2 separate regions of the Mus musculus genome follow, and region 1 is linked to region 2. Evidence: chromatin loops called from intact Hi-C (ENCODE). Cell type or tissue: heart. All regions are shown on one strand. Links, peaks and the distances in the headings refer to the core of each region. The heading gives the core; the rest is flanking DNA. Region 1 has its middle 28 kb from the start of 5430440P10Rik. Region 2 holds the start of Spry2 (sprouty RTK signaling antagonist 2).

Evidence for each region. Peaks named below come from ENCODE experiments on the same cell type or tissue, not always from the same donor. Only the 100,000 strongest peaks of a DNase experiment are listed, where the experiment ranks them.
Region 1: a loop joins it to region 2, with 5 times the contacts of the local background. A loop is called at or near these places in 25 of 42 quality-filtered maps.

Annotation. Positions count from the first base shown.
Region 1 is chr14:105,391,530-105,407,288 of GRCm38, reverse strand. No RefSeq gene overlaps it. Among named protein-coding and RNA genes, the nearest start is that of 5430440P10Rik, 28 kb to the left of the region's middle. In heart, for the core only: a CTCF peak has its summit at 9,670 (motif pointing left); a DNase peak (open chromatin) is centred at 9,538; H3K27ac peaks cover 416 bases.
Region 2 is chr14:105,889,137-105,904,895 of GRCm38, reverse strand. Spry2 (sprouty RTK signaling antagonist 2) reads left to right here and starts at 8,077. Exons shown (of 2, transcript NM_011897.3): 1 at 8,077-8,308; 2 at 11,095-12,949. The coding sequence starts at 11,146. The coding sequence ends at 12,093. In heart, for the core only: no CTCF peak of the experiment used is centred there; DNase peaks (open chromatin) are centred at 5,525 and 5,925; H3K4me3 peaks cover 1,506 bases; H3K27ac peaks cover 1,544 bases.

The DNA of each region.
Region 1 (15,759 bases), core at 8,264-10,763, 500 kb after region 2:
CTTGTACATTTCTACCATAGAAATCAGTATAGTGAACCCTCAGACAGTTGGGAATCGCTCTACCTCAAAACTCAGATATATCACTGTTGGGCATATACTCAAAGGAAGTTCCTTTATACCACAAGAACACTTGCTCAACTATGTTCATCGTGGCTTTATTCATGCTAGCCAGAAACTAGAAACAATCAAGATACATCTACACAATAAAGTATTACTCTGCTATTTAAAAAAAATGACATCATAAAATTTGCAGGCAAATGTCGTGGGACTAGGAAAAAAAATCATCCTGAATGAAGTAATCCAGACCCAAAGACAAATATGGTATGTATTCACTTATAAGGGAATGTTAACTGTTAAGTAAATGACAACTGAGATACAATCTATAGACCCAGAGAGGCTAGGTAAAGAGGAAAGGTCTAAGGGGACATAGGGATCTTTCTAGGAGGGCTAGTAGAATAGCTTTTAAAGATGGACTAGGGGCAGGTAGAGATGGTAGAGATGGGAAGAAGGATCAGATGGAGGAAGATAAGATAGAGGGAGGGGGGAGAGAGAGAGAGAATGAGAGAGACAGAATGAGGGAGGGAGGGAGGGAGAGAGAGAGAGAGAGAGAGAGAGAGAGCACCATCCCTCGCTGTACCAAGTACTCTCTGCCCCAACAGACTTGCCCCATCTAGGCCAGCCCCAGGCGGTGGTCTTCCCAGCTCCAGTTCACCTCCCTCAGAGCCACCTGCTCCATCTCAGCCAACTACCCACTGCAGCTAGTTGTCACAAATCCCCTTAGCCCCTTAAATCAAAACTCTAGAAGCTTATAATTAATCAATCAGATTTATATATCAATAAACTCTCAATTCACAAGATGCCCACACATTCATTTCAGAGCCAACTGATAATGATACAAGCTGCCCACCTAGATTAGACAAGTTATCCCAATTATTCTATCCTTTTATGATATCCATAGCTACCTGGGGTTATTTAAAGCCATGCGGAATCTGGATCTTCCTCTTCCTCCATTTTCCTTCCCTCTCTCACTTCCTGTCCCTGTCTCTCTCTCTGAAACGCTTAACTCTGCCTCCCTTTTCTCTGTCCAATCACAGGCTTCTTGTTGTATTAATATTTAAATAAATTAGGGGAAAATTCTTCTCCAGCAGATACTGAAGCAGCAAGCACAGGGACTACACGGGTTTGAACGAGCTTGGTATTTTTATGGGACTCCTGAAGGTGAGAACAAGTCAGTAGCCGACTCTTCTGCCTTGCTGTTGGGTTGCTGTGTCCAACCTCAATATGATCGTTTTTGCTTCATTTTATTGTAGTGATTCTGTCATATTTGGCTGTTATCTCTTAGAAGCCTGTTCTTTTCTAAGGAGAGATAAAAAGGAAGTGGATCCACAAAGGAGAGGAAGTCAGTGGGCACTGGGAGAAGTAGACGGAGGGAAACTATAATCAGGATATATTGTATGATAAAATGTAGTATTAGAAAATAATTTATTTTCTTGTCTTTCTTTTTTTGTTTGTTTTTTTTTTTGATAGAGTTTCACTTTGTATCTCTGTGTATCCTGAAGAATCTATTTTCAGTAAAAGAAAAATAAATAAAAAGTTCGTAATAATTGTCCCATATTTCACTCAAGAACAATTCCCTGTCTTCACCTAGGACACTGTTTCTAGAAAGTCTTTCAAAATAAAAACAAACAAACAAACAAACAAAAGACTTCCCAGTCAAATTCCCTGAAGTAACTTTAGCATTAGCTGGGCAGTGGAGGCACATGCCTTTAATCCCAGCATTCATGAGGCAGAGGCAAACAGATCTCGGAGTCTGAGGCCAGCTTGTTCTGCGGAGTGAATTCCAGGAAAGCCAGTGCTACACAGAGAGTGCTACCCAAGAAAACAATAGATAGTTAGGTAGATAGATAGGTAGGTAGATAGACAGATAGATAGACAGACAGACAGACAGACAGAGCATTTTGATTTTGACTCAATCTAGAAAGTAAGTCTTTAAGGACAAAAGTTTCTTTTTCTCTTCTTTGCTTTGCTTTCTCTGCCTCCTCTTCTTTCATCTTGAATCCCTACTTCCAAAGATAGTACTTTTTTTGTATAAAATTATAAAACTCGCAGTACTACAGTTATAAAATACGTGACAGGAAGGGACAAAAACAGTGGGTTTCAACATAGTGACAGAGTGGTCAGACATGTTAAATGAGGTCAGAGGCTCTGGTGATATAATCAGAAGCATTGAGCTAAGTATCTTAGACTCCTTAGCTTATAGACTTGCTAAAGAACAATTTAAATCTTTTTCCAGCTCTAACTTCTAGGTACCACCCAAATATCCTCTTCCTATATGAATATGGTAGAAGGGAGGTACATTAAATGCTTTTATGATCAACACCAGACTCTGCACAGAATTTCTTCAGAGTTCGGTGTGGTTTCCCTGTGGTCGGTTTATTTTCCCACACATTGTAGGAGCAATATTTTGTGGGTCAGAAGAGCTTATCTACTGCCATCTTTTCCCTCTTGTAAAATTAAACTTGGGTTGCTTTCTCTAAACCCTATATTTTCATGGCTATGGCTTGTTTATTTTGTCTGATCCCTGTCCAGGTTCCTTATAAGGCTCTGCTGTTTCACAGATAGTCACCTCTGAAGACAGAAACAGAAGCACATCGGTTTTAGGAGCTCTTATTTCTAAGTCAGAATTTAGCTGCTTCATAAGAAATATCTTATTTCTACCAGAAAACTGCCAACAATATTTGGCTTGGTTCAGTCCGAGTTGGATAAGGCATCCCAGTCTGTCAGAACTGATACTCACCCAAGCTTCTCTTCAGAGAGTGAAGAACATATGCATGCTATCAAATCATTAGCTCATGACTGTCATCAGTTCCAAGTGTGTGCTGGACATGCCTATCTGCCCTTAGCCTGAGAACAAAATAAAAAAGCCAACAGTTACCAGGCTGCTGAGAAGAAAAGAAGGCGTACGTTAGATTGTGCTAAAAGTGCGATTTAACCATCTCGGCAAGCAAGTTTTTTAAAAGTTGAAAAAAAATTTGGCCTGATGTCCAAGTTTTATTCTATGCTCCTTTATCATATTAAGAAGTTTTAATATGCCTTTATAAATCCACTGACTTTCAAGAAGTTCTCAATGTCTCTATAAGTCAGGTGACAGGAAAATGCTCTCAGAAAGTTCATGGTGACCATGGGTTATAGCTAAAAATATGAACCACAGTAGTTACTCTTATCTCTGTAAAAGGAACTTTGTCTTCCATCTTTACAAGACAAAAAAATAAAAAGTAAGTTAATAAAAACAATAGCAAATATCAGGAGGAGGGGGAGGACCAATGAGTTTCCTTCTTTACCTCTGTTTATTTCTGGTGGAACTAGAATTCAAAGCGCAAGCTCTTCCTAGATGTCCCCATTAATGCCAAGCCACACAAGACTGAAAATGGAAAACTTTGTTTTGCATCGGCTCTGTTATTCTTGCGACATTCTCCCAAATAGATACTCTGCCGCTTAGAATGGGTGTTCTATTTCTTTGAGATTGAGTAAAAGTCAAAAGTATACAATAAACTGAGTCATGTTTACATCCAGTATCAGAGCACTGCAGACTGCTCAGCGCTAGGTGTGGTCATTGATTTAAACAGTTTGATTCCTTTTCTTTAAGCTTAGTTACGAAAGCCAAGGATCATTTTTTGGGGGGGGAGGGGGGCTGAGAGGGGGGTAAGAAAACTGACTTAGTAACCACAGGGGAGAATCCACAGTGCAGAACGAAACAGCCACAGACAATCATCCTGAGACAGCAGAAGGGCCTCATCAAGGCCGTCGCGACACATGCAGATTCCATGACTGTTGTTGCCAGCGGCTCGTCATGGGGCGTCTGTCTTCCTGTTTGAACCTGACTGACCATAGCTATGATGTGCCAGGTCTCCCATTTGATGTTAAGGGTTGGATGAAAGGGTGAGAAAAGCCAGATCACAAGGCCTCATATCAAGAGGCTCACGGAGCTTCAGTAGAGAATCTTACATCTGGACCAGTGCTGAGGAACTAGAAGATCTGGGTATTTAGACATGCAAATGAAGGGATGTAAACAATCTACCAAAACGCACAGCATACATTTAAGTTTGTTCATAAATTCTTTGCTACTTTCTCCACCGAATCTTCACTGGCCTTAGTGACTTGTTTGTCCTGAAAAAACAAACAAACAAACAACTTAGGTGGCAGAATGGAATCCTGAATGGAAACTATCAAACGTTGTGCAGCTTCTATTGGGGTTTATTGAACACCGTTTTCTGATAGCCCTAAGCCTCCATTTTTATTGAGGGGGAGAGATGCTTTATTATTGTTCATGTGCTTGTGTAAATTTCAGAGTGTGTGCTATGTGTTTAGAGGAGCTGTTGCAGGGACCCCACCTATCCCACCAGATCACCGAGACACAGCCCATAGGCAATTGAAAGTCTTTATTCCAGCTAGATGGGACTACACCCAGGTATTCAGGACCCACGCAGAGCACCAAGGACTTAGAGCGAGGGGTTTTAAAAGGAAAAACACAAACAAAAACAAAGACAAGACCAACGCGGCCATATCCGGGAGAGGTTTTACACAAGCGAGCAGCCTAAGCGAAGCTGAGATAAATTAGCTAGGACGTCTTGACCTTGGGTTCCTAGAGTGGAGCTGGATAACTTTCCACAGGATTCTCTCCCAAGGAAATCAAATTCTAGTTAAACCTAAAATGGCCTCAGCAAGAACGCAAGATGGAGAAGCCTCTGCACTGTCTTGCTCTGTCATAAAGTAACTGACTGAGCAGCCCAATGAGGGAAAAAAAAAATCCCACTTCCCATATAGAATCATGTTTGTGGGGACTGTTGCTGACTTGTAGAAAACTTTATTTGCTTATTATTTCTCTATTTATTTATTTATTTCCTGAGAGCTGGGGAAGAAAATACTTACTTGGCTGACAAGTCCACATTGTAGTCCATCACTAAAGGAAGTCAGGACAGGAACTCAAGTGAGGCAGAAACCTTGAAGCAGAAGCTGATGCAGAGGCCATGGAGGGATGCTGCTTACCGGCTTGCTCCTTGTGGCTTGCTCTTCTTACTTTCTTACAGAACCTGGGGTCACCAGCCCAGGGATGGCACCACTCACAAAGGGTTGAGCCCTCCCCTATTCCCTATCGATTACTAATTCAGAAAATTGTCGCGCCTGCTCTCGACCAGCAAGAACGATGCGACCACCAGTCCTTCTAACAGCAGTTTATTCAGTCCTGATTCTTCTTGTTTATATCTCCCCCGAACCCTGGGCCTCTCACTCCTTTTATACTCTCTCTCATCCACGCACCGCAGGCCACGCCCCCTCGCCAGTCACGAGGCTTCAGCTAATCAGGGCAGCAGGGGCAAATCTCCACCAAATTGGATTCACCTGTATCCTGGTACACCTGCGCAGCACTCAAGATGTTTGTGTCTTATATGAGGAAGTCAGGTGCAAGTCATATGACTTAGCTGCAGTCCCTGGCGCCTTTGGGACTGCCGCCACACCCGCTCCCCACAGAAAATGCCTTGCAGGCCTGCGATGTAGTTAAAGGTGGTCATAGCCTACCAGGATCCTAAATAAGAGACTCGCCACAGCTCAGGCCTAGGGTCCCAGCTATAAGTGAATAAGCCCTGACTTCAGGTGATGTAGCATCCTAACCTCCTGGCCCAGCCCTCAGAGTTCTGGGCACTGAAGGGAGGTGATGGCCACAGAGTGAAAGAGAAAGACCTTAATCTGTGCAGCAATATGAGAAAGTCTCCTACCAAGGAACATTAACATAAATAACTGACAATAAAATATTGCTGGGAACCAAAATTATTCTCCAGTGTGATCCCCCTTTCTTTCCTGTTCCGCACCTACCGCCCCTCTTCCCCTATATTACCCATAGAAAAGGCAGGATAATTTGTAATTTTTACTCTGGAATGATCTCTAACTTACTGCACTCTTACAAATCGCCATTGTGAACACGATTTGGAAGCCAGTTGTTAGAGCTCAGAAAAAGGCTTAGTTGGAGAAGAGCTTGGTGTGCAAGCCTGGCAAGCTGAGTTTGGATCCCTGGCATCCACGTAAAACAGCCAGGCACAGCAACTTGCTCCTGATATCTCAGTGCTGGAAAGGTAGAGACGGACGGGAGAATCTCTGGGGTTTGCTGGCCAGCCAGTCTTGCTGAATCCATACGCATACACAAAATTAGCTTCAAGTTCTGCGAGAGAACCAATCTTAAAAAATAAAGTGGACAGTGAGAGAAAATGACACCCAGCTTCCAAGTCTGGTCTCCTCATGCATATACCATACACATGCACACACACACGTATGCTACACACATGTGAACATGTGCATCTACTACACACATGCACACACACATATACTACACATGCATACACATGAACATGCCACATACATTCATATATGCAGATACCATACACATGCATGCACATGTGTTACCATACACGTGCACACACATGCATATACCACATACTTGCGCATATGCATATACCACACATATGCACACAGAAAATCCAATGCTAGCAGATCCTCTATGACTCCAAGATGCATCTTGTTTATTTCCTACTAACAAGGACACTCTCTACATAATTTGTCATCATCACCAGCGATATTATTAAAGTAACATGATACAGATCTCCACATCACTCTCAAACTGTGTCAGCTTCACCAATGAACCTTTGTGGTTGAAGGGACAGTATGCACTCTTAGTATTTATTAGATGTGATTGTGTTTTCTTAAGCATTGTTTTGGCCATGGTTTTAGGTAGCCATGATATTACAATGAACAAAAATGACAAAAATCTCTGTCCATATGAAACTTCATCCCAATGGATAGGTGGTAAATTATAGATCGTTGTTTTAAATTAAAAGCAAAGTAAGTAAATAAATTATATTACATATTAGAAACACACACACACACCATGGACTGGACAAAGGAATATGATGTCAATAAGGTAGAGATCGGGTTGAACCATAAAGAAGGATAACTGGGGTTGGCTTCATCTAGAAGGGAGCATTGTAGCAAGGCTTGACGGAAATGAGGTGGTTACTCTGCCTGGAATGTTCCAGGCAGGTTTAAGCAGAGTACCTTAAAGGAGGGGTAAGACATAGGAGATGAGGTCAGAGTAGCAAAAAGGTCTAGGTCCTTTGAAGGCCCCTATTATGCTTGCAGACAGGAACCTAGCATAACTGTCTCCCAAGAGCCTTCATCCAGCATCGGATGGAGACAGATGCAGAGCCAAACATCAGGTGGATCCCAGAGAGACTTGTGGAAGAGTGGGGGATAGAAGTAAGTGAGCTGGAGGGGTCAAGGATACCACAAAAAGACCCGCAGAGTCAACTAACCTGGGACCATGGGGGTTCACAGAGCCTGGGCCACCAACCAGCAGGAGCTGGACCTACACTCCCTATACATCTGCAGCAAATCTGCAGCTTGGTGTTCATGTGCTTCCCGTACCAAGTGGAATGAGAGCTATCTAAGTGTCTATCCCCTGCCATTGGATCCCCTCACCCCATACTTGGACTGCCTAGTTGGGCCTCATTGGGAGAGGATGTGCCTAGACCTGCTGGGACTAAGATGCTCCAGGGTGGGGTGGTACCCAAAGTGGAACTGGGAAGAGAGAAAGGAGGAGGGCTGTAAAGCTATTTTTTTTTTTAAAGAAAGTTTTTTAAAATCTGAAACCTGGAGCCATGGCAGAATTTTCAGCCAAGAATTGACATAAGCTGGATCCGGAATCCTTGCATCAAGGTTATGAAGCAGGCTGTAAAGAGGCAGTGGTGGATACAGGGAGACTGCCTAGAGGCAATCACAGTGATTCAAGGAAGAGATCATGGGGGATTGTCAAGGGTTATTCTCTGACTGTGCTTCATTTTCCTATATGGGGGGGGGGGGTTTATGTGGTGTGTAATGTATATGCATATGTGATCGTTTGCATATGTTTGGAGGTATATGTGTGTGCACATGCCTGTGGAAACCTGAAGTTAGCATAAGGAATTTCTCTTGATTATTCTCCATCTTATTCACTGAGGTATGGTCCCTCAAAACCAAAAGTTGTCCATTCAGCCAGCCTAGCTGTCCAGCTCACTCCTAGGATCTGTGACTTTGCTGTAAAGGCACTGGAATTACTAGCAGACCCCTCCCACTCCCCCCCCCCCCCCAGCATTGATGTAAATGCCAGAAAGCTGACCTCTGGTCCTCACTGTTGCTAGCTGTACAACACACTACTTAACTACTGAGCCAACTCCGCAGCCCTGAATATATTTTAGAAAATATAAAAGAATGCCTTATCCAAACTCATGATTGACAGAGCCTTTCAAGGTGGTGGGAAAAGGTGAATCAGAAATCCCATGGAGGATGACTGCCACGACACACGTGGTCGCAACTGTATGAAAGGGACACTCTTCAGGAAAATACGCATCAGTGTGGTGGGGACCTGGGGAAGGTGGCTTTAAAACTCCAGGGCACCATAATAGAGAAACCAGACACATGTGGCTTTTGAAACTTTTTTATCCTAAGTGCTTGTTTGCTAAGAACCAATTACATAATTTGGAAAGTCTGGCGTGATGTTCTTTATCTTGAATCTTACATCAAAACTTCAGGTTCTCTAATAGCAAACCCCTCAAGCTTCAGTGTTTATTTTTGTAATTGACATCATCTACTTTTGCTAGAGCTGAACCAGTGAAAGGACAGAGGAAAAAGAAATTGCAAAACTGAAATTTAAAACGTCAGAATCCACGGGTCACATTAACAGCAGTGTTTGACAGGGTCTGGTTTCTAGCTTCCATCTTTCAGGGGCTTGCTCGAAAACTTTCCAAGATGCAACACCATCATGGGCTGAACTCACTGATATTTGGGCAAACATTGCATTTACTCTCCATTCTGTTAAAATGTCGAGGTGTAAGTGCTCTGACATAATGTGGATTTATGTATTAACACAAAGGTCTCCTGAGACATGTACCCATAATTCTCCACTGGCTAGTGACTGTAAATCAGACTAGAAAGGCAGATCGGGGCCCTCTTTCTCCAACTATCTGTGATTTAATAAAGGAGAAAAACATGATAACTAACAAAGGAAGGCAGACATCACATTTGCCCCCCTCCTCTACACACACACACACACACACACACACACACACACACACATGCTCGCACAGAACCAGCTGACACTTTAATCCTGAATCCTCCACAAATGTCAGAGACTGATACTTTAAGTATTCTAGGAGACTTTTGAAGAATGACAATTTCAAAAATACACTTTAAATTTTTATTAATTTTACTTCAACGAAATGGATTTCATATAAAGGGGTAATGCCTAAGCAGCAATAACTCAGAATTATCATCTTCGAAATAAACATCCCAGGCACAGAAAACTTGCTCTCCGTGTCTAGTCTCCCTCCATAGCCACCCACCCTCCAACTCCCTTAACACTTCTTCCAGCGTTATCTCAGAATGCTGTTCTCTGCTGATGTATCTTCCCCAGGGCCGCTGCACCACTTCTCCTCAGAGTCATGCAGCCCCGGGATCTGGCTCTGCCTTTATTTCTCTTTCACTTTGCCTGCCAATTTCATCTTCAGAGCAGGTCACTATCCTGCTCTGAAACCTTCCATAAGTCCCCATGCCCGCAGACGGAAGCCCACAAGCTTAACATAACTGCCCCCTGGTGGTCATCTACTGACTCACAGAGTTGGAACCCGGATTAAGGTTTCATTCAACATGGAAGACCTTTTTATTTCTAGGGGAAGCCAAGGGTGGGAAAGTGGAAGAAAGTGCGGACAAGTGTTTGCTTTCTTTTCACAGCTACGGTGAAGAATACCAGAGAGCAACACCTTGTGCCTCCAAGAAAGTATTAGTCTCCCTGAGGACTCTTCGGAGTTCCATGTGCAAAGCAATGCTCATCTCCATTGTCTCTACATGCTCATCTCTATTGTCTCTACATTGAGCGCCAACTTGGAATTTTGTGGATGAAACATGACTCAGTGTAATCCGTGATTTACAACATAATTGGTCCCCTGAACTGACTTCCTAAAGACACATGTTGTCAATTAAGACCACATTCTTGGAGCAGAATGTAACATTAAAATAGCAAAAACAATCAGAAAATAAACTTAAAAGCACAGAAAATTTGCTTCCTGCAAACATTGAGAATGTAAAGCAAATATTTAATGTCAATTCTCAGAAGTTCCTTTGGGGGATATTTTTCTTTTCATGGTCTGGACAAGTTAACATGTTTTAAAATGTAAGCATGAAAGGTTTTTAGCATGGAACTACTTTGGTCTAAGTTTTTAATGCTAGAAAATGACAATTACTGTCCTAGTAAAAAAAAATATAATTCCATGTCCATGTATGTCAGAATCAGCAAAGGAATCAGCCTGCGACATTCACCCCTCATGCCCACTATTTGCCACAAAAAAAGTTAAAATTAGAAAAACTAAGGAGTTGAACATTTGGGGAGAGTTTCCCTAGGGGCAACAGGTGTGTGTGATGTCTTCATCCACTCCCATTTTGAAGGCAGGATAGAAAAGCAGAGCTGCGTCTCAGCCTTGAGGCCCAGTATAGAGACTGAGGATAGCACACTCAGAACTTCTCTGTGTCCTCCGAAAACAGAGGAGCGGAGTGGGCTGTTCCTGATTCAGGCCCGAGTAACCTAGAGACAGCATCCAGGTGGGGGAAGCATCAGCACAAACGAACCTGAGAGGCAATATCATTCCTACAGGCAGAACAGGACAGGTGTGTCCTTTTCACACACTCAGCCCGATGCATGGGCAAGCAGTGGAAGACAGGCCACCGTGCGTTCTGTACAGGATAGGGACAAAGAAATGCCCACAAAAAGACGCCGCGGGAGCAAGGGGAGTTCTCAAAATGTTGACTGAGTTCTAGGTGGTCTTCACGCCCAAGGAAGCCAAAGGCCTAAGATCCAAGACACAGAGCAGGACACAGAGATGTTGTCAAAGAGCTCAGAATCTGCGGAGGTGCTGCTATGCTCAAGTCAGAGACATCCAGGAATGGCTCTTCCCTCCTTACTCTCCTTCCTGGCTTCACTGATCAGAGGAGAGTTGCAGAGGGGTAAGGGGTCTAAATAGAGACAATGCTATTTCCTTTACCACGGGTACTTAATAGACATGTTCCTGAAATCAGATGGTTAGTGGTGAATGCTGACTACTAAGAGTTGTTTGTCTTTTGTTTTCTGTTTAAATCAAGAGTCTACATTTCATTTTAAACCAAGAGAATAACTATTATTCTCATTGGATGCTAAGGCCAGTTGTCTTATCTTTTGCTGTCGACATTCTTGAGGAGTAAACACTGGTACCAGGATAGACATAGTATGTGATTTAGGAAAATACATTTCCAAATCTACGCTCTTCCACTTCAATAAGATCTATGTATTTTAGGAATAAAGACTTTTATAATTGTTTGTGGGACCATCATTAAAGTTTCTTATAATGTACCACTTATGTACCATGAGTTTAAGAAAAAAAAAAAAACCAAAACGCTACTCAATTGAAAAAAATCTTTGTATATCTCAAGTATGCAAGTTTCAGGTAATAACTTCAACATCCAGAAGCTTATGAAATTATTTTTCCACTGTTTTGGATAATAGAGTTTTTCACTGCATATGTCTGAACATGCAAGAACAAAATCTGGTAGATTATTCTGTATCTTAAGAAATTTCTCTGAGTCTAGAAATATATAAACTTTGGAGATTGGATCACTAGTGTTTTAAACCTCAGATGAGAATAAAATGGGTTTTGTCTTAATAGCCTTAAATTTTTATTTATTTATTTATTTATTTATGAGAGAGAGAGAGAGAGAGAGGTGCACAGATCCCCTTGGAGGTCAGAAGAGGATCTCCAGGAGTTGGAGGCTCAGGTCGTTGTGAGATGACCAATGTGGGCTCTAGGGACTGAGCTCTGGTCCTCTGGAAGAACAGTCAGTGAGTGATCTTAGCCACTGAGCCTTCACACCAGCCCTTAGCAGCCTTTTAGTAAACGTTAATATGAGCTATGGCAGACTGTAAATCTCTGTAGCTCAGCTGTAGGAAACCTCAAGGACAACGTGCCTTGCCTGCAAGGGATTCCTGCTGCGACATCTACAAGAGAATCTGTCAGCACTCCCGTTGCTCTAACTGAACCATGCTAGTTAGCATGAATGAATGAAGGACCTGAAGAAGGAATGAAGGACTGAGTGAAGGAACATTAAGATGGGAGGATGCACTGTAAAGATAATCATGCATAGGATCTGCCATCCATCCCACTTATGCGTGAAACAAAAAATTAGTTTTCTTCTCTGAGCATCTTAAAGATAAATACGCTTCAGCTATGAATACTGCTTGATCTGGGGTTGTGTAGGATCTGTTCGCTAAGTCAAAAATGTGCAAGAGAAGAGAATGCTTCTTAGCCATGCAGGCACATGTGAGCTGTTGACCGTGCTAGGCTCCGGTGTAGGAATGAATAAACAACCTAATAAAATACAGTGCAAATCCAGGAAATCCTGAGAGATAAGAACAGACAGAGAGAATGCATTGGAGCCAGTAAGCTCTTCTGTTTCTGGTCATGTACTTCTGACACAGCACTAGGAACATCTTTGTGTAACTTACTACTACGTGTTAAGAAGAAAACTTACTATTCAGACTCTGGACAGGAGGCACAGAACCATGAGAGATGGAGAAAACCAAACCAAACCAAACCAAACAAACAAAAACAAATAATCAAAAACAGTGAGCTCTGAAAATCAAGACCTCTGTCTCAAATCTAAGGCTCATTTCCCAGTGAGGGACAGGGAGAAGGAACCTGAAAAAGTCTGTAGTGTGTCTGGATAAGGAGAACTTGAAAGTCACAAGGCTGCTAGAATTAGCAGCGCTTGATCCCATAGATGGGAGAGACAAGGAGAGCCCAGAAACCCAGAGAGGGCTGCCTGGCTTCTTTGAGCACTTCCTATGACCCCACAAAAGGAATGCGTGCCCAAGTTAAGAACACATTGATTTCTCAGAAGCCAGACTGAGGAGCCTTCCTCACAAACACAGACACCTCCATACCCCTTAGCAGTGGCACTAAATCAGACAGAGGCTGCACCACACCTGCCAAAGAAGGCATCAAAGCATGCCTCCAAAGAGACTGACTGATATCAGCCTAGGTACGCCACGCAACAAAGCCCCCAAAGATTTAAATAACAAGAAAAACATCGAAGGAGCACCTAACATTACAAAATTCACAATTTGGTCTCTAACAAAAAAATAAGCAAGCAGGCAAAGAAGCGAGCAAAACATAACCGCTATCCAGGGAAAAAGTGGATTAATTAACACAAAAGGTGGGTTAATTAACATAAGTGGACTAATTAATATAAAAATGGATTAATTAACATCAAAATTACTAAACATTACTGGAGATGCTTTGTGTTTCTAGAAGGAGTGTACGAGCAGGGATGAGAGTGGAGAATTTTAATGGGGAAAGAACAAAAACTATTCAAGAACTCAGCTGCTTTGCCATGAGGTTTAGGGAAATGTCTAAAACTTAGGTAATAATGTCCTGCTGAAAAGCTGCTGTCCTCAAGAAAGCAAAAATGGGATCTATTTTAAATGCATGGACCATAGAGTTCTCATGATGTTTTTATATGTGGTAAGCAACCGAGAAAAAGAAGTTTAAAAATATTCCACTGGTCTTCTTTTGGTTGGTTGGTTTTTAAATTAATGCAATTTGAAAAAAAAAAATTTAACACAAAGCAAAAAAAGGAAAGTACATGATAGCATGACTATGTGGAGGCCTTTGTGATACACATCCAGGAAATGGGCCAGATGAGACGGGAGCAAGAAGGAGAAGAGCAAGGTACCTGGTGCAGTGACTTTACCAGCTGCTTCTTCCTGTGGCCTTTGAGAATCAGAAATCTCAAGGCGGGTAGTTCTTTTGCTCTTTTGTGCGTCACCCAGTCACCTGTGTCAGCTTTACTCACTAGTACAACTCTTTTGGAAGGACTGGACCAGTTCCTGGACAACTGTCATTTGGCATTGGACCTCACGGTTAGCGAGCGTCTCGACTTCTCCCTTGCAAGCTTTGCCACAGGCTGTAACCCTGACTGTGGAGCCTGTCTCCTCCACTGTGGCCCTCATCTCTGCCTCCTGTTTACCTCGCACACATCTATAGCCAGACTGGCCAGGTCTCAGGTGCTCCAGGAAGATCCTACCTGTCTGAGACTCTAAGCCCACTTTATTCTCTATCTAGGTCATGGTCATTTAAATTGCTCTTCACCCAAGTAGTCTGACCTAACGACCCAGAACTCACCAAACCATACCAAACCATTGAATCACTCTCTGAGCCTCCATCTGACAAACTACTTTAAACATGTGTTCAACTTCATCTAGAGGTAAACAAAGAAGACTCGCAGCCCTCTCTTTCTCCAGTGTTAGACATGCTTTGCCTGGGTTCCTAATGGCCATCCTGCCATCTCTATAGATCAAGACGTCTGATTAGCAACATTTAGTCTCTGCTTTGTAATATTTCTGATGAGGGGGGAAAAAAGCAAAAAGCAAAAACAAACAAACAAGCAAGCAAAACCCCTGTATAGCCTTTGAGCCGTTCTCAGCCGTGAGCTCAGAGAACTGTAGGCTATATTTGTTATTGTTAGTTTCCATAGTAAGCTCGTGTACTGTGTTTATACATGATTACCCAGAGAAGAACTCTACGGGCGCCAACAAACTGTCGAAAGCATCACGGCACAAAACAAGTTAGGAGACTCCACAAAACCAGTTGTTGCACTGCAGAATCCTGTCCCTGGATTCACTCGTATGTTGGCGATACTGAATGACTAAGCTGTATCAGGTAGTTTATGGCCTAAGCTTTCTTCCACATCTCCAAGGAAAGCAACATGGCGAGGAAAAAAACGATGCTGGGCTTTGTTGTCTCAACCACATCACACATCCCTTGGGAAATTTACATTCCTACGGGACAATCTTCAGTACTGCACGTAACTATGGAATGCAAAGCCTTATCATGTGACCCTCCTAAAGCCTGGCTTGAGTGACCCTGTGGCGCATGCTCCCGATCCTGGTGACCATGTGGCGCATGCTCCTGATCTGCTGTCTTCCCAGCTCTAACGATGTTTGCCATTATCTTATCGGCTTCCACTTTGCTTGTCTGGTATTTATCGTCTGTCTCCCCGACCAGAATGTTTGTCTGCCTTATTTACTGCAAAGTTTCCAGACGTTGGATGGTACCTGGCTCATAACAGAAGAAGTTAATAAATATGTGATATCTTCTCTCTTTTTTATTTTATTATTTTTATTAGATATTTTCCTCATTTTCATTTCAAATGTTATTCCCAAAGTCCCCTATACCCTTCCCCCGCCCTGCTCAGGGGAATGCCAGGGCCAGGAAGCGGGAGTGGGTGGGTTGGTGATATCTTCTCTTAAGCAGCAGCAGTCCCCAGAATCTCGGTGGACGAAACTCTCCAGTTTGCGACACATACATGAGCGACCAGATCAATAATGCAGCCGCAACCAGTGCGCACGCATTTGGTGGAAGAGAGGCTGGAGACCGGACTTGTAAAGAAAAACTTCACTGCAGGTGTGCGGATTGGACTGGTGCTTGAAGGGTTAGGTTGCAAAGGGGTTTACACCATGCCCTGTCCCAGAAGAGGGCTTCACAGAGCACAGATCAGTATTTGTAACCCTCACTGGCTGACGCGCAGACCTGTTCAGAAAGGAAATCGGAGCCACTGTTTAAACAGGCCCAGAAGGATCCTCAGCACTGTGGGTTC
Region 2 (15,759 bases), core at 4,385-6,884:
CAACTCTTTTGCAAACAGCAAATGTCTTACACCTGCGTGTGACCTTGTCTGTCTCGACTATATTCATCTGAATAAATGTGCGTGATCATTTGGCAACAAGGACATTGTTTCTTATGTCAATTCCACACTATGGGGCCCTAAGCTTGACAGCAAAGTTCCGGCTCTACTTGTCTAAGCTACAATATTGCTCACGATGTAATTTTTGTTTGTTTGTTTGTTTTATTGTTTTTCAAGACAGGGTTTCAATGTATAGCACTGGTTGACCTGGAACTCACTTTGTAGACTAGGCTGGCCTCGAACTCAGAAATCTGCCTGCCTATGCCTCCCAAGTGCTGGGATTAAAGGCATGCGCCACCATCACCCGGCAAAATGTAACTTCTTAATTTCAAGTTACAGCTAGGTACTTTTGGCCAAATGCACTTTTCAAATGAAAAATTCAACCAGGTACAGTAGGACAAACCTAGCACTCAGGGAAGTAGAGGCAGGAGGATTGCTTCAAGTTCACTGCCATCCTGGTTTGCAGAATGAATGAGTTCCAAGACACAGGATGATGTCCTATCTTCAAGAGCTGTGTCCCCTGGGTGTGTGTTAAGGATGGTGGGGTCAGAGAGAGAGAGAGAGAGAGAGAGAGAGAGAGAGAGAGAGAGCCGGAAAGAGGCAGGGAAAGCTCACCAAAGAAAAACAACCCCCAATTTTCACCTTTATTTGCATATATCCACCTGCCATTGTGTCCTGTGCTAATTTCGCTCTTCTCTATAGCCTGTAGCCTTACATTTCCATAAAGTTAATTTAAACCAGGGTAAAAAAAAAAAAAAATCAACAGAAGAGGTTGAGAAGAGTCTGCATTTCATAAAAGACCATCTTAGAAAAGAGGAAAGGAAAGGTGATGGGGGAGAGGGGAGAATAGAAGATGGCAGAGTGGGGGGAGGAGAAATCATGGCTTCCATCAAAGTTGCTTCAGTAATCATGCAAGACATAATAATATTCTCACAGTAGCAAATTATTTAAATTCTATCCTAAAAGAAATGAGTTAGGTAGGGTGGAGCAGATTTACAATCCTAGCACTCAAAAGGCAGCAGGGTGGAGAGGGGGAATTAGTGTGGGGGAGCAACACAAAGAGGGGGGCTTCCCCTTCTCAAGAGAACGAGAAGATGGAATGGGGGGAACACTTGTGGGAAGGGATACTGGTTGTGAAGTGAATAAATACAGTTAAAAAACAAAAATAAACAAACAGAAAACACCAGAACCAGTTAACTGGTTTCAATAATTCTGAAATCTACAGCCTTTTAAGCCAGTTCAGATACAGAGGGTGGGCCGGGCGTGGTGGCGCACGCCTTTAATCCCAGCACTTGGCAGGCAGAGGCGGGCAGTTTTCTGAGTTCGAGGCCAGCCTGGTCTACAAAGTGAGTTCCAGGACAGCCAGGACTACACAGAGAAACCCTGTCTGGAAAAACAAAACAAACAAACAAACAAACAGATACAGAGGGTAAAAACATTCCCTAATGATTTTCAGTCACTAAAAAGCCAAATTATAAATCAGTCTCAAAACTTGCGTGTATGCAATACCAGACTTTGACGTGATTTTCTAGCCCATATTCATGATACATAACCCCGGGCTGGGGTAGAGTATAAACCAGACATTGCTTAGACTTGGAGTCTTGGGGAACAGGCAGAGAGAGGAACAGATGTTCAAGGTCATCTTCCAGCCCAAGCCACCTTGGGACAATTGAGATTCTGTCTAAAATCAGAGGGAAAAAGATTAAACAGATATATCTACTTAAATATTTACTTATTTTTCTTTTATGTGCATGGTTTTGCCTGCAGGTATATATGTGCGTCTTTAATGGGCATCATCTGGTACTCTCAGCGGCCAGCAGAGGGCGCCAGATCTCCTGGAATGAGAGACTATAGGCAGTTGTGAGTCACTAGGTGGGTGTTAGGAACCAAACCCCGATCTTCCGCAGAAGCAGCAAGCGCTCTTAACCGCTGAGTCTCTCCAGCTCCTAGAGATTCTGCTTTTTACAAAGATAAGACTTGAAAACTATTAACTTAATTAAATTCTTTGGCTTCCTTAATTGGAAATAGAACTGGAATATTTTCTTTTTAAAGAAATAGTAAAACAAAACCAAGAACCTGGCTTTCTTCCTTTTTTAAAAAAAATGTATTTAATGTTTCATTTTAATATTGTTTAATTGTCTATTTCATTTACATTTCAAATGTTTTACCCTTTCCAGGTCTCCCCTTCGGAAACCCCCTATCCTACCCTCCTACCCTCCTCCCCCTGCCTCTATGAGGGTGCTCCCCCCCCCCCCCCCACACACACACACTCCTGCCCTGGCATTCCCCTACACTGGGGCACTGAACACCCTCAGGCCCAAGGGCCTCTCCTTCCACTGAAGTCTAACAAGGCCATCCTCTGACACATACTCGGCAGGAGCTGTGGGTCCCTCCATGTGTACTCTTTGGTTGGTGGTCCAGGGTCCTGGGAGCTCCAGGAGGGTCTGGCCGAAAACCTGGCTTTCAAGAAGAAAAAAAAAAAAAAAAAAAAAAGAAAGAAAGAAAGAAAAGCAAAAATCCTACAAAACGTATCATATGCTTAACCTGTAGACCAGTGGCTCTCAATCTTCCTAATACCACAACCCTTTAATACAGATCCTCATGTTGTGATGACCCAACCCCACCCCAACCATAAAATCATTTTTGTTGCTACTTGATAATTGTACTTTTGGTAGTGGTATCAACCCTAACGTAAACCTCTGGTTTTCCGATGATCTTAGGCAGCCCTAATGGAAAGGTCATTCGACAACCCCCACTAAGGGATAGCAACATAGGTTGAGAACTACTAGTGAAGACGTATTAGTGTTAGAACCCAAAAAACTTTGTTTCAACTCGAAAAAGTTCAGGGGAACCCTGATGTAGATTGCCCAGAACTTTGGCATAGTCTGTATCTTTAAAAGCTGATTTATATAACTCTACAATATTTCAATGACAATTTTATTTACATTGTATATATTATATTGTAATTTAATATTTCAATGTAATTTTAAAACGTTTTCTTCCCCTGAGAGTAACCTAAATGTGTACACAGGTATACTCTAGTCACCAACCCAGACCTATTCAGATGTCACCTGTGCACTGAGACCTGGAACTGGCTGCTGGCCTTCATAGTTTGGTGTCTTGCTAAAATAAGAACCGTGGTAGAAATTTCTGGACCACATCTTCCCTAGAGAACAGCCTGAACTTCCTGTGCCCTTTGACCCAATGCCCACACAATGAAAAGTATAAAATTAAAACATCCACACATGTGGAAAAACCATGCCTGTCTGCCTGCGTTAGGGAGCAGAGGCAGGAAGATTGCCCAGAGGTTGCAGGGAGTCCTTCCTGGCTACATAGTGAGACCTTGTCTAAAACTCAAACTAAAATACCCTGTGTATTCAGAAGCCAGATCTTGCTACTGTTACTAAGCATTACCAAAGGCCAAGGGCCACAACTGATTCTCACTTACACAAGGCTTTAGCATCTAATTTTTTAAAGATTCAAAACAAAGAAAACACACAGGAGAGTAAATGTGAAGTTGAAAGGACAAAGGACAAAATCTCTGAGCATGCAGACCTAAGAAGGAAGTTTAATCCTTAGGCCAAAGAGCAAATACATTGAAAAAACAAAAAGAAAAACCCATGGAGCCAGCAGTGGAATCATTTCTTGCCTTGTTAAAAAGTTTCAGTCCCCTATCTGACTTTGCATAAATTGTACTAATGATGTGCAAGCATCTAGCAGGAATATTCATTCATTAACTAGCACAAACCCACAGGTGGATTCCAGCTAAAGAGGTAGCGGTAGGCGGACAGACAGGAGCCGGAAGCTCAAGGTCACTTATCAAGACTACTCCTCTCACCCCTGGTTAACCTTAGATCCTGCTCTGAGTTTAGTTAGGGATGAAGGACATCTGGGAAGAAGGTTAGATTCAGAGATAAACTGCTTCCAGTCCTCCAAGCAATCTAGATAAGACATCAAGAGGTCTATTTTGAATTCCTTTGCTTCTTTATTGAAGCCACTCCCAATTCCCTTCCTGGAGGCACTATCACCAGAATGTGAGGAATCAAAGAAATTCAAAACATAAAATGATAACAGCCCTGGCTGCCAAATGAAAAGGTCCCCACAGCACAGAGCCCTCTGCTGCTGGAAGGTCCGGGAAGAGTTCTTGCATAAATGAATTTTACTACCTCAGGTGGGCTGTAAAAAGAAAATGGTGGCCAACTGGTCCAAAATGTAACTGTGCTGTCTTTAAATACAAATACAAAACCAAAAAACAAACCAACAAAAACTCCTTTGGTAGTAGAACAAAATGTTTAAATACTGATTAACTCTTTGTGTTAAAAGCACATTGTATGTTTGCAAAATTTTCTCTTACATTTTCAAAACTAACACCAAACCTAGGAAGGTGAAGGGATTTTTTTTTTCAAATCTCAGAAAGAAACTAGATTGAGAATCTTTTATAGATACACTTTGCCCACATTGTAAAGAAGACCAAACAGCTTAGACCAGCTGGCAAGGACAATCCTAAACAGTGTTTCAGTTCATTGCACACAACTCTAAAGATGCTTGCTTACACCTTCTTCTTCACTACCTTCTACCAAAGACCTGAGGAGGTGAGAGTCCCAGAGTGTTTATATTCTACTTCACTAATAACAACAAATGAGGAAGGCTATAGTTATGAAGAACAAATATATGAAATCAGAAAATAAAGCCAGAGTTGAGAACACTAGTACACAGCAGACTCTGCTCAACAGCTAGCCCCGGTAAAGTATATTACTTCACGAGTCCTGGGAACCTGGAGTTGAGTATCTCATTGCAACATCGAGTCCCTTGGACTTGTTTGTGTTTTGTTTCACAGTGCCTGACAAGTGGTAAAACCTCTGCTTAGGGCAGAGTTCTCTTTCTAGAACTTTCCACAACACATCTGAAAGTGAGAGTTCTCTTGATGTTTGTCTGAGCGCTACCATTACCCTGGATTCTCTTCCACAGTGGACTCCAGTTTTAATCTGTGAGCATGATAACTGATTTGGAGGCACAGCGGTTTCATGAAACACCTCATTGTGCATATACAATGTGTGCACAAATACAATTAGTCTTTTTTTATTTTAACAGTAGTCTTTGGAAGCACAATATAGTAGCTTATACACTTCACTGGCTGAAAAACAATAAAGCACTAAGATACAGCCTAAGGAATAATTTAAGAGAATCCAACAGATTCTTCCATTTATTTTGCTCTTAAGTTACAGGTAAAAATGTTTTCCTAATGTGAGGATTATGAGAGAGAAAACCAGTAGATTATTACCTAAAATCCTTTCTAATGTATGAAAGATAAGTAGGAATTCTTACATTCTTCCCCAAGCATCCGGAAGTTCCTGATTTAAATTCTATTTTATGCTTTGATTCCTAATGACCTGTTGGCAGAGCTCCTGCGGCGCTGGAGGAAATGGCATGGGGCAAATGTCTCCCAAGAAGCGGCCACCGGGTGCAAGGGTGTGAGGGGAGGTGTTTCCCTTGCCAGCTCTGCTTTCAGATGCTAGCTGGTCACACACCAGCAACTCCTTTCTGACCTGCCTCCCACAACCTGCCTTTGACCCTCCTAGCTCCTGGGTGGAAATTTCGAATTTCTTCGGAATCGAACCAGCTCAATCTCAAAGGGAATGTGGCTAAGGGGGGTGACAAGAAATTCCACCTTGCCTAACGTTTATACTAGAAATCTTAGACTCCCGAAGCCGGCCAACCCACTTCTTTGAAAGGAAGCCCCCCAGCAGGTACTGAGTCCCGCAGAAGAAAGCAGCTCGAGGCCCGCGCCTGGCGCTCGCCCCCTGGCGGCTCCTTCGGGAAGCGCAGCGGCGCCCGCGCTCGCCTGCTGGAGACTCCACGGATTCCGACGCCGCGTGAGCCGCGGTGGCCGGAGAGGCCCTGCTGTCCTGAGCCCAGAGTGGCTGGGACGCGACTGAGTCGGCCGATCGAGCGTCTTCCACCCTCAGCCGTGGAGTTGGGGGGACGCAGGCCAGCGCCCGGAAATAACGCATGCCACTTCCCCTGCCATCTCTAGTTCCAAACCCTAGGCGAAGGAGGAGAGTGGTTGGAGAAACACCGAGAGGGCAAGGAGAGAGCGCAAGCCAGGCGAATGAGGTGCCAGGATAAGTTAGAGACGTCGCCAGAAGGCAGCTAGAGCCCAGGGTAGCAGCGAACAGGTGAGGACTGGAGCGAGAGAAGTCAATCTCCACGTTTTTAGGAGCTCTAACCTCGCACCGTGCAAGGTCGCAGGTGCTGTGCGGGGATTTTGACCTTATAGCAGGTACCTTCCGGTTTAAAAAAAAAAAATGTAAAATCTCAGCTAAAATTGCAACGTGTGCGTGTGGATGCATTTCAGTGACCCCCACCCCCCCGCGCGTGCTTCCATGTGCAGGCACCTTAGTACAGCCGCGGCCAGAGAGTACCTATTTAGAGTTTTAAATGGTTAACTATAGTCCGCTTCCAACATGAACAGGAGGAACTTATATGAGAATGTTCTAGGTGACAGATAGTGGGATTTGAAAGATGACGCTCTTTTTATTTATGGTTTCGCGAAGGAGGAATTCTGTAGTGAAACAGACTCTTCCCCCCCCCCCCCATTTCGGAAGTCCATGATGTCGCCCTGAGTAATCGCGTGGGTATTACAGAATTAATTTAAAAGGTTTTTGCATCGAGCAAAACAGTACCAAAAAAAAAAAATCTTCAAAAGGCCTCCATCTATAGATAATCCCTCTTAAAAAGGAAATTCTAACAAACTACAAGTCCACACACAATCCAAAGCCAATCCCAGCCAGAGCAGAAGGGACTTGAAACCCGAATCTACATTCCGTTCCTCCCGTACAAGGCTCGGGAGGTGGGGGAGGCGGGCTGTGCTGGTGCCCGGTGTATAATCGGGTTAATCCAGTAGACAAAGAATAAACCAATAGCCCTCCCACCTCACTTCCCGCTCCCCTTTCCCTCCCCCTCCTGTTCCCCCACCCTCTTCGCCCCCTGGGCATCGGTGGGGGAGGGGTGCGGTGGAGCGGGGCGGGGTGGGGGGGAAGACAGGAGAGAAGAGGTAGGATCGAAATGGAGATTCCGAATCGAATCTAAAAAGCTGCGACTCGCTTTTCTCGCTAGCACCGGGCGGCCGGGTTAGTTTGCAACGTTCTTCCTTCTCCCCTCCCGGCGGCGAGGGGGAGAAAGTTCCCCAAGCGAGGCCAGCCTCGGGCTGGTATGGTAGCCTCTGGGTGGGGGCTATGGGGGGGGGGACCCTTTAAGGTCAGTGTTTCCTTGAAACTAGATAAACTGACCCCGCGGCGGCCCGCGCGGCCCCGCGTGACGGCGCCGGGGCTGCAGGAGCGGCTGGGGACGCGCGGGGCGGCGCGGTTGCCCTTTTGAATGCCTCCTGCGGCTCGGAGCGCTGGCGGGCGCTGGAGCGCGAGTGAATGTAGCCCCGCGGAGCCAATGAGCTGGGACCGGATGCGATATATCCTCTGGGACAACAACTGCTCTGTTCCGCCTCGGATCCACATGACGCCATTTACTGCTGCCGCGGCCGCTGCAGAGCTCCCTGCCTCCTCCGGAAAGGCGAGGGCGCAGGCCAGCGGCGCCCTCCCCCCCCGTACCCCCCCCCCCCATCCCCGGCCGGGCCCCAGACCCTCCTCCCCCGCCGCCTCCACCCCCTCCGCACCCCCACCCCCGCCTCGGCTTCGCCGCCGCGCCTCCGCAACGCCCAGTCTGCACGAGCGAGAGCTGCGCGCCGCAGCGCCAGCGGAGGAGAGGGGCCGGCGGAGCGCGCAGCGCCCAGGCCCCCGCGCGCGCCCGGCCCGGCCCTCGGCCCCGCGCCTGCCTCCACTTGGGAGCAGCCCCGGGCCCCCGGGTCTTGGCGAGCTGGCCTTAGGTTCTTTGTAAGGCCGTGCTCGCCTCGCTTTCTCTCATCGACCAGGAAAAAAAGAGACTCGCCAACGTTGCCGCTTCGGCCTCTTGTTCATTGAGAAAAAAAAAAAAAGGAGAGAGAGAAGGGGGGAAAAAGGAAATACTCCGCGTGCGCTTCTGGAAGGGAGGTCATCTATCCCGGAATCCGGGAGGGTTCCAACGGTGGAGGACTGGGTTCCAAAATTTCCCCGTGGTTTTAATCCACCGATTGCTTGGAAGTTGGACTGAAGCAGAGTTTGGAAAGAAGGAAAAAGTTTGCATCAGGACTGGATTTATTTGCACATCGCTGGAAGAAGAGGATTCAAGGGAGAGGGGTTGGTGCAAAGCCGCGATCACGGTGAGGAGCGTTTGGCTTTTCCCCTTCTGGAACCATAGCCGGCCGGGAGTGGGGTCCGGGTTCCTCTCTCCACTAAACCAGCTTGCTTCTCGGGAGCATTAGGGAACTACCCCGCGGATCTCCTTCGCCTAGAACAGGGGTTCGGCCATGGCCGGGCTACAGGGTACGCCTATGCAGTATCCCCCGTCCCACGACAGCTCACTCGTAAGGGGTTTGGGGCGGAGGACCGCTTCACTGCGTTCTACTCCTATCCCTGCATTGGCGACGATTCAGTCGCCGAGAGCTTTAAGGGAGGGAAAACACAAAGTGTTTTCTAGGTCGCTGTTGCAGGCTCTGGCATTGCTAACCTGTTCCTCCATTCGTTTGAAGGCTAAGTTGTAGAAGAGCCATCCTGAGGCGGAGGCGCCTGTGGGGCTGCGGTACTGGGCTTCTCACCTCTCCACCTCACCGGGCCAGGAGACCCGGCAGGCGAGCGGAGGCGAGAGTGCCAGGCGGAGGGAGTCCCCGCCTCTGCCGGGTGTGGACAGTCTAGCCCGGTGCGGGTGGGAGCGTCGCCCAGCCTGGCGCCGCGTCTCTGCGGTTCGGAAGTGCAGCTTTCTCTTTTTTTCCGTTCTTCGTGGTCGGCCTAGGTCACGCTTTTTTTTTTTTTTTTAATATATTTGGACACTGAGGCTGACTTAGCACAGGAAGAGATATCAAGTGGTCGCGATCGTTTTCCATTACCTGAAAGTAGGTGGCAAAATAAAAAAGGCTAGTTTTTTCCCCCCTTCCCTCTTTTGTGTTACTGTTTTTAAGATTTGGAGTCTTAACGCCTTTTTTACAAAGGGGTTTCTGTGTCGGTTTGCCCCACCCTAGTGCTGAAGTCCTTTCCCCCTAATCCTTAGTCTGATCACACACTGTTCTTAATGGGGGTTTCAAAGCACTCAAAGGGGGAGGGAGAGGAACTGGGAGAGCGCAGAAGGGGGGGGGGCTGCATTGGAGGCGGCCAGGGATCTGTAGAAATCAACTTTTTTTTTTCTTCCAAAAGATGCTACTTTGCACAGCAAGCAGGTCCTCACGGAAAAGTTTCCGATCCCCGGGGCTCATAGTTGTGTATGCCTGGCGGGTGCAGTGGGGCTCTGGATGAAGCTATTTTTCTTTCGTTTTAAGAAGTATGTCTTATTCTTTCTGATCTAAAAGGAGGTAGGCGTGTGCAGATTACAGGCAGTGCTTGCTTAGGTCATTGCCCCGTGGAGTCGCTCTGGGAGTGTGGGTGCAAGCTGTGCGCCCTAAGCCCGGCTCTTCCTCGGGCCGTCGGCTTTGGAAACTAGTGAGGACGGCCGTTTTGAGGGCCTTCCCAGAAACACCTTGTGGTGACCTTGCGGCGGGGGGGTGGGCGTGTTAGAGTGGCTCCCCCTCTTGGGGCCGGATGGCAGTTCCTCTTGGGTTGGGGGAAATTTTAGCCGCGGGGGTGGAGGAGGGGAAAGTGTGCTCGTGCCTTTCATGACACGTCCCCTTCGGAGGCGCCCGCGCCCCCTGCCTGCCTCAGCTTCTGCAGATTGTACACGGGAGGGGCCGGGCTGGCCCCTGGACAGCGTCAGTCCGCCTGGAGAAAAGTCCCCCGGGGTTCTAGCTGAGTCCCACCTGCTGGGGACTGTGTGGGGGCGCAGATAGAGCCGATAAACGGGTTGAAAGCGAAGAACAGCCTTGTGTACCTTGCTGTTGGAGGTGAGCAGATCCGGTTTCCAGCTCTGTCTGGTTTGTCACCTGCCTTGTTCGCTGTCCTTTTCCAAAAAGCAGAGGTTGGGTTAAAAAAAAAAAAAAATCCGGTTTTGCTTATTTTCCTTTATTTTCATGTGGACTCGGGAGAGGGGATGGGATGGTACTTAAATCGAAGCATGACTGTAATTTTTAAGTTTACTTGACAGGATCATAGGCTTCCACTGTGACATTTCAGATTCCTAAAACTTTTCTTGTTGCAGTTACTTGCTTTGTGCTCTCGGGTATTTTTCAAGATGAGAAAATCATGGGGTGTTTTTGTGTGTGTGTGTGTGTGTGTGCATGCTTTATTTATTAAAAAATGACTTGTGGTTCGGAACCTAAGGCTAGACGCCTAGGATGTGGGTCTGTAGAATATTTGATGTACAAGTTGTGGTCTTAGGACTTTATTTTCACGTGCTACCTAATGGAATTCGAGATGACTTACTTTAATTATATAACTTTATGCTAATAATATTTATTTAAAACTCCGCTTTAATTGCCCTTGAAATGTTCTTTTTAATCACAGCCGTCCTATGGGATTGGAAAAAGATAGGGATTAGACCACTCACGGTGCAAGTGTGATGTAGAAAAAAAAAAAAAGACTTGACCGATACGTTGTAGGTATTTGTTGGTGTTTCATGTAAAAATGATCGCGACAAACTTAAACCTACTTCAAGATCTGAAGAGTATACCTGTGAAACTGTTGGCAGCAGTTATGCGCCAGCGTTTCCTGACAATTTTTTCATCCGGCCGGAGCCTTCTAAATTGCATGTTTATTTGAGTGAAGCATTCAGTGAATCGGTAGAGCTTAGCTTTGCGTTTCTGCTCTTATTAAGACTGCAGAACTGTCAGGGCCTAGCCTTAATTTTCACTTTTGAGAACATGCCTCGACCATTAGCTGTTCTCCTACCTCAGCCACCACCAGCGCATTTCCAAGTCCCATTTTCTCTAGAGGATGAGGGAAGTGGAAGAGTTGTCAAGTCTGGTGGGTGGAGAACGGGAAGTCTTAGAGTGTAAACCATTTTCTTTCCTCTTGGTTTCCCCAGGAGTTCAGATGTGTTCTAAGCCTGCTGGGGTGAACACACTGCCAAGACCTGATGGAGGCCAGAGCTCAGAGTGGCAACGGGTCGCAGCCTTTGCTGCAGACAGCCCATGACAGTGGCAGGCAGCGCGGGGAGCCGGATCCAAGAGATGCCCTTACCCAGCAGGTACACGTCTTGTCTCTGGATCAGATCAGAGCCATCCGAAACACCAATGAGTACACAGAGGGCCCTACTGTGGTCCCAAGACCTGGGCTCAAGCCTGCTCCTCGCCCCTCCACTCAGCACAAACATGAAAGACTCCACGGTCTGCCGGAGCACCGCCAGCCTCCCAGGCTCCAGCCCTCGCAGGTCCATTCTTCACGGGCCCCTCTGTCCAGGTCCATCAGCACTGTCAGCTCAGGGTCTCGGAGCAGTACAAGGACAAGTACCAGCAGCAGCTCCTCGGAACAGAGACTGTTAGGACCGTCCTTCTCCCACGGGCCTGCTGCTGCTGATGGAATAATCCGAGTGCAGCCTAAATCGGAGCTCAAGCCTGGTGACGTTAAGCCACTGAGCAAGGATGATTTGGGTCTGCATGCCTACAGGTGTGAGGACTGCGGCAAGTGCAAGTGTAAGGAGTGCACCTACCCGAGGCCCCTGCCGTCGGACTGGATCTGTGACAAGCAGTGCCTCTGCTCAGCCCAGAACGTCATTGACTATGGGACTTGTGTGTGCTGTGTGAAAGGTCTCTTCTATCACTGCTCCAATGACGATGAGGACAATTGTGCTGACAACCCGTGCTCTTGCAGCCAGTCCCATTGTTGTACGCGATGGTCAGCGATGGGAGTCATGTCTCTCTTTTTGCCTTGTTTATGGTGTTACCTTCCAGCCAAGGGTTGCCTTAAATTGTGCCAGGGGTGTTATGACCGAGTGAACAGGCCGGGTTGTCGTTGTAAAAACTCAAATACAGTTTGCTGCAAAGTTCCCACTGTCCCCCCTAGGAACTTTGAAAAGCCGACATAGCATTATTAATCAGGAATATTGCAGTAATAGGGATTGTTGCTCCGCCCCCTCCCATCCCCCCCCCCTTTTAACACATATGCAACCAACTAAACAGTTGTAATCTTGGCACTGTTCGTAGAGGGTTAGGGGATTTGTGGTTTGCAGTGAGAGGCTTTTCTTTCTCTTTTCCTTTTTTTTTTTTTTTTTTTTTTTTTTTTTTTTTTTTTTGGTCCATGTGCCATTTTAACTGATACGCTTGCTACAATTCAGCTAATGGAACCCGAAGGAAGAACAACAGAAGTTGGAGACCCACATTGCATAAGCTAAAGCAGCCAACACTCCTAGGCGAAGAAGTTGTTCTTGTTTGTGAATAGCCCATGCAAAATGTGTAAATTAGCAAATGGCTCCCGGACCCCTCCTTGTTTTCTCCAGAGATAATGTGCTATATTTTTGTATATACGATAATATTTGCAACTGTGAAAAAAAAACAAGTTGTGCTATGCTTCATGGCACAGTCACAAAATATTATACTAATATGTTGTACATTCGGAAGAATGTGAATCAATCAGTATGTTTTTAGATTGTATTTTGCCTTACAGGAAACCTTTATTGTAAGTCTCTGATTTCCCTTTGGACTTGATGTATATTGTACAGTTACAGTAAAATTCAACCTTTATTTTCTAATTTTTTCAACATATTGTTTAGTGTAAAGAATATTTATTTGAAGTTTTATTATTTTATAAAAAAAAAGAATATTTATTTTAAGAGGCATCATAAATTTTGCCCCTTTTATGAGGATGTGATGGTTGCTGCCAAGGAGAGGTTACAGATGCTATGTTCAATATAAAATAGAAAATATATTAACGTTTGAAATTAAGCTGAGCTTGTTTTGTCTTATTTTACCTGGTTTCTTGTTTGTTTCAAATGTAAGAAGCCACGTTTTATGTCAAGGTATTCTCCCCAGTAGATTCCCTTATCTGCACAAGAGTCCTTTTAGGGCGACTCAGTGGCTATCAGAGATGCTGTTGCCTGTCAGGACAAACAGCTGAGTACGAGAGTCTGAGTTTTGTTAAGTGTCAGAAGGTCCTTTGACTCCGGTCTCGTGTTCTCCCCAGCCTTTTGCAGACCTGCTGGCATGCCTTGGCTCTACCTGGCAGCTCTGTTATCTTGAGCTTACTTACTTAGAAGACATTCCAGAAAGATTAACGGTTAGAATTTTTTCCTAATATACAGTATTAAAAAATGGATGTCAAAGAGACTCAAAACTAGAGGAACGAGTTTGCTCAATAAACACTTAGTACTTGTCTGTATGTCAGACGTGGAACGTGTCTGTGTGCAGGCGGATCCTTATAATGGAGGAAGGAAAAATGTTTTCTTCACTTAAGCTGGTCAGGGTTCTTCCTACTGTGTATTTATTTGCTTTAAATACTGCGGTTCATCAACATCACACCATGTTCTTTGTCGGAAAAAAAAACATTAAAAAATACTATTTTGATTCAGGTTGGTCAGATATTTAAAATCCAAGTTCATATCTCTGACCTGAATCACATTATATAGAAAGTTAGTTTTACTCCTATGTAAACGTGCAGTATGCCAAACCATCAGAGTGTTCAGAGCTGTCCTGTGGGAACAAAGACACAAGCTGCTACAGGCCCATCTTGACAACATTAGTCACCTTGTGGCTGGTGAATTTTCTTTTTTTTTTTTTCCCAAAAGCCTAGCATTTTGCTGCCAAGAATCCCCGGAAGTCTAGGAAATTATTTCCCTGCTGTTCTAGCTTACTTAATCTCTTGTTTCCTGTTCTCTTGTGTGAAGATTTTGTTTTTTTTAAAATGGGCTTTCAAGGAACCCTATGGCTGCCTAAACTCTGAGAACTGTCCTCTGAACTTCCTCCAAACAACACAAGCCTCAATTAATTTAGAAGTTGTTTACTTTTAGCTTCAACTCGGAGATACCGAATGCTCATGGAATGTTGGGTTTGACTCCTCACTGGTGATTTCAGAAAGAACTAGAAAGGGGGGAAGTGAAGCAGGGCTTCTCACTCATGGTCGTCTTAAAGATTTGGAAAGCAGTCATTCAGACCTAGCACTGTGATTCATGCACTAGCCCAGCTTTTCCTTTTTTTTCTTTGTGTGTGTGTGTGTGTGTGTGAGAGAGAGAGTTATAAAAATTGCGAAAGTCAAAATTTTCTTGGACTGTGTAAGCAGTTTTCAGAGCAGTTTTGTACATAAGTGGCAGCAGATGCAAGTGAATGCTTATTGAAGTTAGATTTAAAGTTTTCTCTCCACAATTACCAAGTCAGAATCTCTGGTGTGGCCTAGAGATCTGTGTGCACCATCATCCCTCAACAGGTTTAGCTGCAGTCAGTCTGGCTGCTGACCCAGAGGCTGCGCTGTACTTTCGCGTGTCTTTAAAGAGCTCGGATGTCAAGCATGCTCGTTGATTTGGAAATGCAAGGATAGTCAACTGAAGTTAGAACAGAAGACTGGGTGTATAAATATGTTAAGTGCTAGTGGAAATAATCTGTTTAAAGTAAACAAGGAAGCTAGGTTCCTGAAGGAGCTTCTAACTGACCTAGTCAGTGTTGAACTTGCCTATACCAGTATAGCAGTCATTTTTAGCTTATGAAAATCAAATACTTATGACCAGATAGATTAAAATCAATTAGGTCTTACACATTGTGGTAAGAGTTAAATATAATAGCCTCACTTGGGAACAGAGGAACAATAATCTCAAAATGTCAGTTTCTATTGAAAATTAAGACACTGGTAACATAAACTGGGTTGATGATCCGATAACCCAATTATGGTATATTAAAGTTAAAAGTAATGACACAGGGGAAAGGAACTGCTGAACATGGAGTCGGTTTTAAAGTTTGATTTCGTCTTAACATTTTTCTCAAATCTGTGCATACTATGTATTTGAGATTCATTTACCAATGACAACTGGATTGTTGTTACTTGAAACATTCATTTGTGTGTTTTGAGGGAGAGATTGGAAGGCCTTGCCAAATTTCTGCCAGGTTGGAGCATGCTCTGGGGATTGTCTGAAAGAAGAAAGCCAAACCCAGGGATGTAATTCCAACCCAACTGCCGGCGTTCCTCTCTTCAGTACATGTCTGTCCCGAGGACTGCTCAACTCCAGAGTACCTAAGGTATTGGTGATGTCAGATAAATGGGTCTGCTCGCTTCATTGCACAGTGCCGAACAGTGGATCATCAATAGGTTTGTTGTCATTTGTGAGCTTTTAAGGGCATGATGAAAGGTTTCCTGGATGTGGGATTTCAGTTGGAGTTGCACCCACAAGTGACTATTTACCTTCCTTTCCTAAATGTGCAAAAGGACCACAGCATGGGTGTTCAGTCTCAGTTTTGACACTAATTAGATTCTACAGCAAAGACTCATTTGTTTTGAGATATAACCCAGGATAGAGTGTTTACCTTGTGTCAGACCCAGGATACAATACCTAACATTTACTTATACACACAAAAACCACATTTTTATCTTCATGTTTTGGACTATTTTAGTTAAATAAGTCTCAAGAGGTGTAGCTCAGTTGGCAGAGTGCTTGATAACCCTGCAAAGAGAGCCCTGGATTCAGTCTCTGGCACAGCCCAAACAAGGCATGGACGTACAAACTTGGAATTCAGGCACTTGGTAGGCGAGACATACTGAGTTCAAAACTGAC